Linked DNA regions of Homo sapiens: region 2 is linked to region 1. Evidence: chromatin loops called from intact Hi-C (ENCODE). Cell type or tissue: Caco-2. All regions are shown on one strand.

What was found. Peaks named below come from ENCODE experiments on the same cell type or tissue, not always from the same donor. Only the 100,000 strongest peaks of a DNase experiment are listed, where the experiment ranks them.
Region 2: a loop joins it to region 1, with 8 times the contacts of the local background. A loop is called at or near these places in 5 of 110 quality-filtered maps.

Annotation. Positions count from the first base shown.
Region 1 is chr11:73,133,608-73,138,607 of GRCh38, forward strand. The region is part of intron 2 of FCHSD2 (FCH and double SH3 domains 2); the gene reads right to left. Among named protein-coding and RNA genes, the nearest start is that of FCHSD2, 6.2 kb to the right of the region's middle. In Caco-2, a CTCF peak has its summit at 3,909; a DNase peak (open chromatin) is centred at 2,284.
Region 2 is chr11:73,057,003-73,062,002 of GRCh38, forward strand. All of the region lies in intron 3 of FCHSD2 (FCH and double SH3 domains 2), which reads right to left. Among named protein-coding and RNA genes, the nearest start is that of FCHSD2, 83 kb to the right of the region's middle. In Caco-2, no CTCF peak of the experiment used is centred here; no DNase peak of the experiment used is centred here.

The sequences.
Region 1 (5,000 bases):
TGAGATGGCAAAACCCCATCTCTACTAAAAATTGAAAAATTAGCTGGGTACGGTGGCGGGCACCTATAATCCCAGCTACTCAGGAGGCTGAGGCAGAATTGCATGAACCCAGGAGGCGGAGGTTACAACGAGCCGGCATCGCGCCACTGCACTCCAGTATGGGTGACACAGAGAAACTCCGTCTCAAAAAAAAAAAAAAAAAAAAAAAGTAACCATTATGCCAAAAGAAACCAGTCGCAAGATTCCACTTCTATAGAGACAGAAAGTAGATAAGTGGTTGCTTAAGGCTGGAGAGGGTTATGGGGAGCGACTGCTAATGGGTACCAAGTTTCTTTTAGGGGTAACTAAAACATTTTAAATTGGCGTGACGATTGTACAATCCTATAAAAAAAAAGTTGAATGGTACACTTTAAATGGGATACGTAATCATATATGATATACAGTCACATCATGTAACTTACATGATATGTACATTGTATATAAATAAAGCCTTAAAAAAAAAAACTCTAGACCAGATTAGATTACCTCTAAGATCTCTTTCTAGATACAACAGTCTCTGAGACACTGAAAAAAAGTCTCAGCACCATGCACAGTGGCTCATGCCTGTAACCCCAACACTTTGGGAGGTCAAGGTGGGAGGATCACTTGAGCCCAGGAGTTCGAGACCAGCTGGGGCAACATAGTGAAACCCTCTCTCTACAAAAAATACAAAATTAGCCAGGCATGGTGGTGCATGCCTGTGGTCCCAGCTACTCAGGAGGCTGAGGTAGAAGGATCACTTAAGTCTGAGAGGTTGAGGCTGCAGTGAGCCATGATCACACCACTGTGCTCCAGCTTGGGTGACAGGGCGAGACCCTGTCTCAAAAAAAAAAAGTCTCAGAACATCCATAAACAGACCTTGGAATCCAATCTCCCATGACTCCTGGGAATCTACAGTTCAGAGAAAGTAACATACAGTACAGTAATTCCTCACTTGAGGTCTCTAGACCACCAGGTGTCTGCAAAGGCAGGACAGGTGCTTCTTGAGCCAGTTTCAATTCTTCAGAACATCTATAAGAAATCACATATTCAGCCTTCTCTGGGATAAAGTTTTTTAAGTGTCTTTGACTTTGGTGAAACTCACGTTAACGGTTTGAAAATAGTGATTTGGAGCTGATCGACAGCTCAATGTATCAAAAAATAAGAAAACAAATTATTCCCTGATAATATACTGTTTTCTGGGGGGGAGTTTGTTTTTTGGTTTTTGGTTTTTTTTGAGACAGAGTCTAGCTCTGTCACTCAGGCTGGAGTGCTGTGGCACTATCTCAGCTCACTGCAACCTCCACCTCCCAGGTTCAAGTGATTCTCCTGCCTCAGCCTCCCAAGTAGCTAGAGTAGCTAGGATTATAGGTGTGCGCCACCATGCACACCTAATTTTTGTATTTTTAGTAGAGACAGGGTTTCACCATGTTGGCCAGGCTGGTCTCGAACTCCTGACCTCAAGTGATCCACCCGCCTTGGCCTCCCAAAGTGCTGGGATCACAGGCATAAGCCACCGCACCCAGCCTCCTGATAATATATTATACTTTTTGATAGGCAAAATATTTTTTACAACTGGACTCATGATGAGTTCCTTGGTTAAAAGCTTGGGAAACACAGATACAGGGGAGAGTACAGTAGTATGGAAATCAGGACAAATAGCTTAGAGTCTTCAACAATATAATTCACTTCATTTCACTGTGCCTCAGTTCCCACTTTCATCTATAAAATGAACAAACATGATAATATCCACCTGACTAAAATTCAATAATTTTTCCATATTATAGACCTCCTTAAACTGTCCTCTAAGAAGGTAGTTCTTTAAATTCTGGGTCACTGCAAAAAATTTTTCTTAACTAACTCTACTCAACATAGCACAGGATAAACAATCCTAAGAAGAAAAGTACACAGACTCTAGTATGTAGAAACTTATTGTAAGTGGTCTTAAAAAGCAAAGAGAAAAAAATATAATAATAAACTAAAAAGAAAGTAGACTCTACTTGTCTACTGCTGATAGCAAAAGTCAACAGGAAACACATCAGTATAAAACCTCCACAAAGCATGGAATGTCCCTGATTAACAACAAATTAGTTGTCTTTTCATCTCAAACTTCACTCCCAAATACTAGCTTCCAAATGCCATTCGCAGAACAAATGAACTGAAAAAGGGGAGGAGAACAAAGGAGAAAAACTGTATCATAATTGGTCTCCTCCCCTCGAAATTCCAAAAGATAAGAACTGGGGATTAAGGGGTGCGTTGCAGCAGTAGTGGCTCATTTCTGTAATCCCAGCACTTTGGGAGGCTGAGTGGGAGAATCACTTGAGCCCAGGAGTTCAAGACGAGCCTGGGCAACAAACAAACCCTGTCTCTACAAAATCTTTAAAATAAGCCAGGCATGGTGGCACGTGCCTATAGTCCTAGGTACTTGGGAGGCTGAGGCAGAAGGATCACCTGAACCCAGGAGGACAAGGACACAGTGAGCTAAGATCACACCACTGCATTCCAGCCTGGGCAACAGAGCAAGACTCTTGTCTCTTAAGAAAAAAAAAAAAAGAAAGAAAAAAGAAGGGACGTAATGGGGAAGAACTAGACAAAATTTAGCATAAAATTCTATTTACAGTCTAATGTGCTGTAGATTTTTTTTTAACTTTTTTCAATGATATAAAAACTTTTGACATTTTCTCAAGCTGGGCACAGTGGCCTGACGGTAGGACTGCTTGAACCCAAAGTTCAAGACCAGCCTGAGTAACATGGTAAGACCCCATGTCTACAAAAAACACAAAAATTAGCCGCGCACCTGGAGTCTCAGCTACCATGGAGGATGAGATGGGAGGATCGCTTGAGCCCGAGAGGAGAGGTTGCAGTAAGCAGAGATCACACCACTGCATTCCAGCCTGGGCAACAGAGTGAGACTGCCTCAAATTTAATAATAATAAAAAAAATTATCTACTACTAATTTCTTTAAGAACACAAAGCTATTTGTACTTTTCTAAGTGAATTCATACTAACTTAAATTGAGCATAAAGTTGGCAGGGGGCACTGGTGAGAAGGAGCACTAGTCTCAAAAGAGGAAAAGCAAGTAAGATCCTTTACAACTTAATTCATATAAAAACCCAAGTTCGGGCCAGGCGCAGTGGCTCATGCCTGTAATCCTAGCACTTTGGGAGGCCGAGGCGGGTGGATCACTTGAGGTCAGGAGTTCAAAAGCAGCCTGGCCAACATGGTGAAACCCAGTCTCTACTAACAATACAAAAAAATTAGCCGGGCGTGGTGGCAGGTGTGGTGGCAGCTACTAGGGAGGCTGAGGCAGGTGAACTGCTTGTACCCAGGAGGCGGAGGTTGCAGTAAGCTGAGATTGCACCACTGCACTCCAGCCTAGCCAACAGAGCGAGACTTTGTCTCAAAAACAAACAAAAAAACATCCAAGTTCAGAGATTTCCAGTGAATTTTTAAAAAATCATTCCACTTACTAGGGCAGACAAGAGAAGCCAGATCACCTCCTTCCTCAGGCAACTGAAGTTATCATGAATACCAAGAGGAGGCAAGTTTCAACTTTTTCAATATTGTCTTTGAAAAAAAAAAGCAAATCAGAAACCTAAACTCTTGTTTTAGTAGGTAATACGGTATCCTATTTACAACTCTATGGGAATGAAAGGATTCATTCCATTAAGTTAATATAGATAGAAGAACACACTAACTCCTTTAAAAAAAACCTGTTAATCCTTGGAGCACCAACAATCTCTGTCTTTACATATTATATACTCTACAACAAACAAGATAGTGTAATTAAAGTGATCACGTGAACCAAAGTATATAACACAAGCTCAACAGAGGCCCCTATAGCTCCCCTACAGAGTGTATACAGTATCTCACCCAAGAAAAAATAAGATACATTTAAATATAGCCAGTTACATTCGACAACAAGGGTATAAAGATACAAAAATGAATAATAGCCCATAACTTCAAAGACTTCATCTGAGGGAGGATGCCAGAACCATGTGCAAAATCAAAATCCTTTGAGATCACAGAGAACAAAGAACTTGCAGTTATTGGTAATCAAGAATTTGTCAGGTGAAAAAGTGGGAGGAAGGGTACCAACAGGCAAAGACAACAGCATACACAGGGGCATGAATGTAGAGTGCACAGTTAGACAACCTGACGTCCCGAGTGACCAGAGCAGGGGGAAGAAAGAGGAAGGATGCATGGGCATGAAACGGTAGTAACTAAGCCAGGAAAGGAAGCTTGCAGCTGGGTTGCAGAGAACCATATATACTATGACAAAGTGTTTGACCTTTATCCAGAAGGCCACAGAGGAGTGATCTATAATAATGTTTTTAGAAAGCTAACTGGTGGTAATGTGGAAGACATATTTAAAAGAAGAGATGGGAGATGGAAGATATAAGGACACTACTGCAATAATTAGGATACTAGTATATTGCAAGCAAAATGTGATGGATCAGCAATAATACAAACTAAGCAACAGCAACAGGAGCAACAGACTATATCAACTTAGCTTAGATGTGTGCCACATCTCATATGTATTGTCATTTGATCAATACAACCTTGGGCAACAGAGGCCATTATTGCCCCATTTTACAAATAAGAAAAATTAAGTTTATAAAGATTAATTCATTTTCTACAAGTCAGCACAGATATCAGGACACAAACTCAGGACTGTCTGACTGCAGTGTCCATATTCTTGACCATAAGCTCCTGCACCAAGCTACAGACAACAGGGGAAAAATGGAGACAAAACGCAATCAAGAAGTCTTTAGAAGACACAACCAACAGAAATTATTACAACTACTGACCACCCATACCCCACACGGGATCTTCACTTACACACTAATTCTGCCTTCCTGAACTGCTTCTGAAAATGTATTACTTTCTTCATCTAGATATTTCTTAGTTTGCTTAATAAGTTAAAAAAACCTTACATTTTTAACCATGTCAAGAGTTTCAGATATCTTGCACAGGAATTT
Region 2 (5,000 bases), 77 kb before region 1:
AACCCAGGAGGCGGAGCTTGCAGTGAGCCGAGATCACACCACTGCACTCTAGCCTGGGCGACAGAGCAAGACTCCGACTCAAAAACTAAAAAATAAAATAAAATAAATAAATAAAATCCATAGGTTGACAATTGATTTGCATCGTGAAGTACATAAGGAAACAACCTAGGAAAATGCAGAAGGACCTTTGTAGTAAACAAATGAATACCCCACAATTAAAGATTAAATGAAATCATGTCTTTAAGTGACCGGCATAGTACCTAGGACACAGTACACAGGTTCGAAGCATGGGCACTGAGGCCACTAGGAGAAGCAAAACAGAAGCTAAAGAATCACAAGGAAGAAAAAAAACAGCCAGGTAATCTCCTTCAGAAGAGAAACTTAAAGCATTCCACCAGGATTTCCTTACTGTGGTAATTATGGGGGTTCCCAGCTTACTTGTCTGCTTCCTGCCCTCACAGCCAACAGAGGTAGGCCTTCTCCAGAAAACTATATTAAAAAGGATATAGGTGAATGGAAAGGACAGAAGGGAAGAAGAGAGGAAGGGAGGGAGGGAGGAGAAAACATCTATATAAGGAATATTCTACCTCCTTCTAGGTGGCCATCAGGACTATTCCATTAGGCTCCATTTCCCTTTCAACATCAGTCACCACGAGATATGCCAAGACTCCCAGTTTATTCATCATCAACAAAACCCTTATTCTCAAAGTGTTCTGTACATCTATTAATCAAGCTCAGTCCCTAACCCTTTAAATCAGAGCTTCCCAAACAATGTATTGCGCCCCACAGCTATACAGGGAATGAGTTCCCCTCAGTTCTTGAGGGATCTAAGAGGAGCCTGGGACACATAAGCCTCCAGGACTGCCAATTCGGTATTCTTTTTTTTTTTTTTTTTGAGACAGAGTCTCGCTCTGTCGCCCAGGCTGGAGTGCAGTGGCACGATCTTGGCTCACTGCAAGCTCCGCCTCCCGGGTTCACGCCATCCTCCTGCCTCAGCTTCCCGAGTAGCTGGGACTACAGGCGCCCACGACCACGCCTGGCTAATTTTTTGTATTTTTAGTAGAGACAGGGTTTCACCGTGTTAGCCAGGATGGTCTCGATCTCCTGACCTCGTGCTCCGCCTGCCTCAGCCTCCCAAAGTGCTGGGATTACAGGCGTGAGCCACTGTGCCTGGCCAATTCTGTATTCTTTAAAGGTATTGGACCATTATTGTTTTATGTCATAAAATCAGCCAGGCTGATGCTACAGCAACCTGGCATTAACACTTGAGGTTATTACAGCACAGAGAGCTATGAAAATCAGACATTAAATGGTATAGTATATATACCAATATTCTAACAACAAAGGACAATTCCAGTTGTAACATACTCAGTGTGACATGGTATGGCTAGATGTCATCACAATTTGCCCATCAATTATCTAAACAACAAACTGACTAACTTCTTGATTTGAATACTACTAGTATAACACATGATAGAAAGATACATAGTTAAATTAGGGAAAGGCTTCAAGATCTTTATTTTTAACAAAACTTCTTGGCTATATAATCATTCTCTGATAATGATTACTTGTTTTTTAGGTTTATTTCATTTTCCTTTTTTTTTTTTTTTTAAGACAGAGTCTTGCTCTGTCGCCCAGGCTGGAGTTCAGTGGTGTGATCTCAGCTCACTGCAACCTCTGCCTCCCAGGTTCAAGCAATTCTCCTGCCTCAGCCTCCCGAGTACCTGGCTAATTTTTGAATTTTTAGTCGAGATGGGGTTTTACCATGTTGGCCAGGCTGGTCTTGAACTTCTGACCTCAGGTGATCCGCCTGCCTCAGCATCCCAAAGTGCTGGGATTACACGTGTGAGCCATCCCACCTAGACTTTCATTTTCTAACGGGATAAATAATCTTTTACATCTTTTTTGGATCACTTACCAACCAGAAATATAATTGCATATGAGTTTCCACAGTCCTTACATTGATAGGCTAGCCTCTATAACATAAGGTGAAATAGACTCAATGAATCATCCCATTTTAGTTTTTAAGCTAAGCTAAGAAATACCATTGTTGAACTGTACTCAATTCAACAAACATGGATATAAATGTAAACAAGAAAATGAGACTACTTTCAGTGAGAATGCACACTATAATTCATAAGGTAAGTCTAGCTCAAATACTGAAAAGTCAACCATTTGGGATGAAAGCAAAATGATTTCAAAATACAGAGTCTATTGACAATGGCTGAAGACTTTACATTACACTGTGTGAACTACGGTTTATTTACCCTCCGTGGGTTTTTTTTTTAACCCCCATACCAGAAAAGGATTTTTACACTATAAAGTTGTTTCCTTTTTAAAAAAGGAATTTTAAAAATTAATTTCTAGGTTTTCTAGGATTAAGAAGTTGTAGGACGGGCTAAAGAAAACATTGTGTCAGATAAGTGTTAGCCATCAGACTGCACTTCAAAGAGTTCATAAATCATAAACATAAATGTCAGATGTGACTATCCCTAAAAACGAGGAATGCTCCCTACCCTTCACTCTAACTTCTTCTGCCTTGTACTAAGTTTATTTTGCTGAAGGTCAACCAATACTTCTAATCTTCTTTCCATGGTAAGAGGAAAAGCAAAATTAGTCTATGAAAATTCAAGTTTTATGTATCCTGGTACCAAATGAAGTCCTGAGAAACCGGCTAATAATGAATTTTACTAAAAATTTTCTGTGAGGTTTTCTTTCTTTTTTTTTCTTTTTTTCCCCTAGCTGTGAACACTTCCAGAATTCTGGCAATCTGAAAGCATGGATTCTCATCCCAAGACAATGAAAACCCACGGTTAAGGAACAGACAACAGTTTTAGCATACTCTCAAACAATCCTTGACTAATAGAAGACTTGATAAATTAACCATTTGTTGTACCAAAACTTTGCTTATATCTGCAGAAATTCTACCCTAAACTGTACCTTGTTTACATGGTCATCAGTACATTCTCAGGTATTCCTGTTACAAACAAAGCAAATTATATATTCCTCTAACGTATACCTCCTATCCTTACTAAAATGTTCTTTTTAAAAGCAGGTAGGATACACTGCTATCAGAGATGACTAACACCTCTAGAAGCCTAGCCTTAACCTCTGTGACTCTGTTACTGTATAAGGAGTTAGTCACCCAATAGATTCATTGAATGAATGCAAATGCAGCCACTAATTTAAAGTTAAACCTCAGGAAAGTAACACCCATTCAAGGAAGTTTAAACAAATGTCTAATTGTACCATATTTTGGCATTTAGGAAATTGAAGCATTATTCATATCTTCATTTCTACCTATTTATTATTATTATCTGTCACCAGCAAATTCAAACATAATTTCCCAAGAACTCATAATTTATCTGAAGACATTTTGTATAATTTCATTTCAAACATTCTAATACCAGGAGCCTGGAAAAATACCAGGATAAAAAAAAAGTTTTATTTGTCTTGTGCTCCTTCTCACAGGCAATGAAGGAACACATTACAGTGAGAAAGTTTTCCAGGGGAAATAATCAATAGTATATCATACAATGTCAGAGCCAGAAGGAGCCATAAAGGCTATCTAAGAAAGACTTTGCATGAAGACCATGTAATTATTTCATGCTTTGATGGATTGTCCACTCATCCCACTGAAAACACTTATGAATGAGAGATTTAAAAAATAAAAAGGAAAAAACTATAAGACAAAAATGGGCATGAAAATAAGATAACTATTTCCCCTGGGCCAGAAAAGCAAAGCTGTGGGCAAGATTGAAGTTAGAAATACACAAAACTCTAGGTTAAGAAGAAGGCAATGGAGAGTTTGGCTCCTGCAAAGTAAAGGAAACTAAAAGGGCTCACAGTGGGACAGGGATCAGGAGCCAGGTTCATAGCTTGAAACCAGGCACTATAGTGAGATTCCCGTGTTCATGAAGGAAGGCTGAAAAAATGCTACCAACAGCTGCCAGGAACAAGAACTTATATAGAACTGTTGATAAATAGAAGCAAAAGAAAACAGGCAAGGATTGCTGGCAAGATGGCCAAATAGGAACAGCTCTGGTCTGCAGCTCCCAGCAAGATCCTCGCAGAAGGCAGATGATTTCTGCATGTCCAACTGAGGTACCTGGTTCATCTCATTGGGACTGGTTGGACAGTGGGTGCAGCCCATGGAAGGCGAGCCGAAGCAGGGTGGGGGGTCACCTCACCTGGGAAGCACAAAGGGTCAGGGAATGTTTCCCCCTACCCAGGGGAAGCCATGAGGGACTGAGCCTGAAGAACTCTGGAACAGATACTGTGCTTGTCGCATGGTTTTCGCAAACTGCAGACCAGGAGATTCCCTCCAGTGCCTACCCCACCAGAGCCCTGGGTTTCAAGTACAAACCTGGGTGGCCATTTGGGCAAACACCAAACTAGCTGCAGGAATTCTTTTTTTCCATACCCCAGTGGCACCGGGAATACCAGTGAGACAGAACGATTCACTTCCCCTGGAAAGGGGTGCTGAAGCCAGGGAGCCAAGTGGTATGGGTCTGCGGGTCCCACCCCCACGGAGCCCAGCAAACTAAGATCCACTGGCTTGAAATTCTCACTGCCAGCACAGCAGCAGTCTGAGATCGACCTGGGACGCTCGAGCTTGGTGTGGGGAGAGACGTCCGCCATTGCTGAGGCTTGAGTAGGGTGGTTTTATGCTCACAGTATAAACAAAGCCTCTGGGAAGTTCGAACTGGGTGGAGCCCACTGCAGCTCAGCAAGGCTGCTGTGGCCAGACTGCCAGATTTCCCTTCTCTGGACAGGGTATCTCTGAAAAAAAGGCAGCAGCCCCAGTCAGGGGCTTACAGATAAAACCCCCATCTCCCTGGGACAGAGCACTTGGGGAAAGGGGCAGCTGTGGGCACAGCTTCAGCAGACTTAAACATCCCTGCCTGGTGGCTCTGAAGAGAGTAGTGGACCTCCCAGCACTGTGTTCGAGCTCTGTGAAGGGTCAGACTGCCTCCTCAAGTGGGTCCCTGACCCCTGTT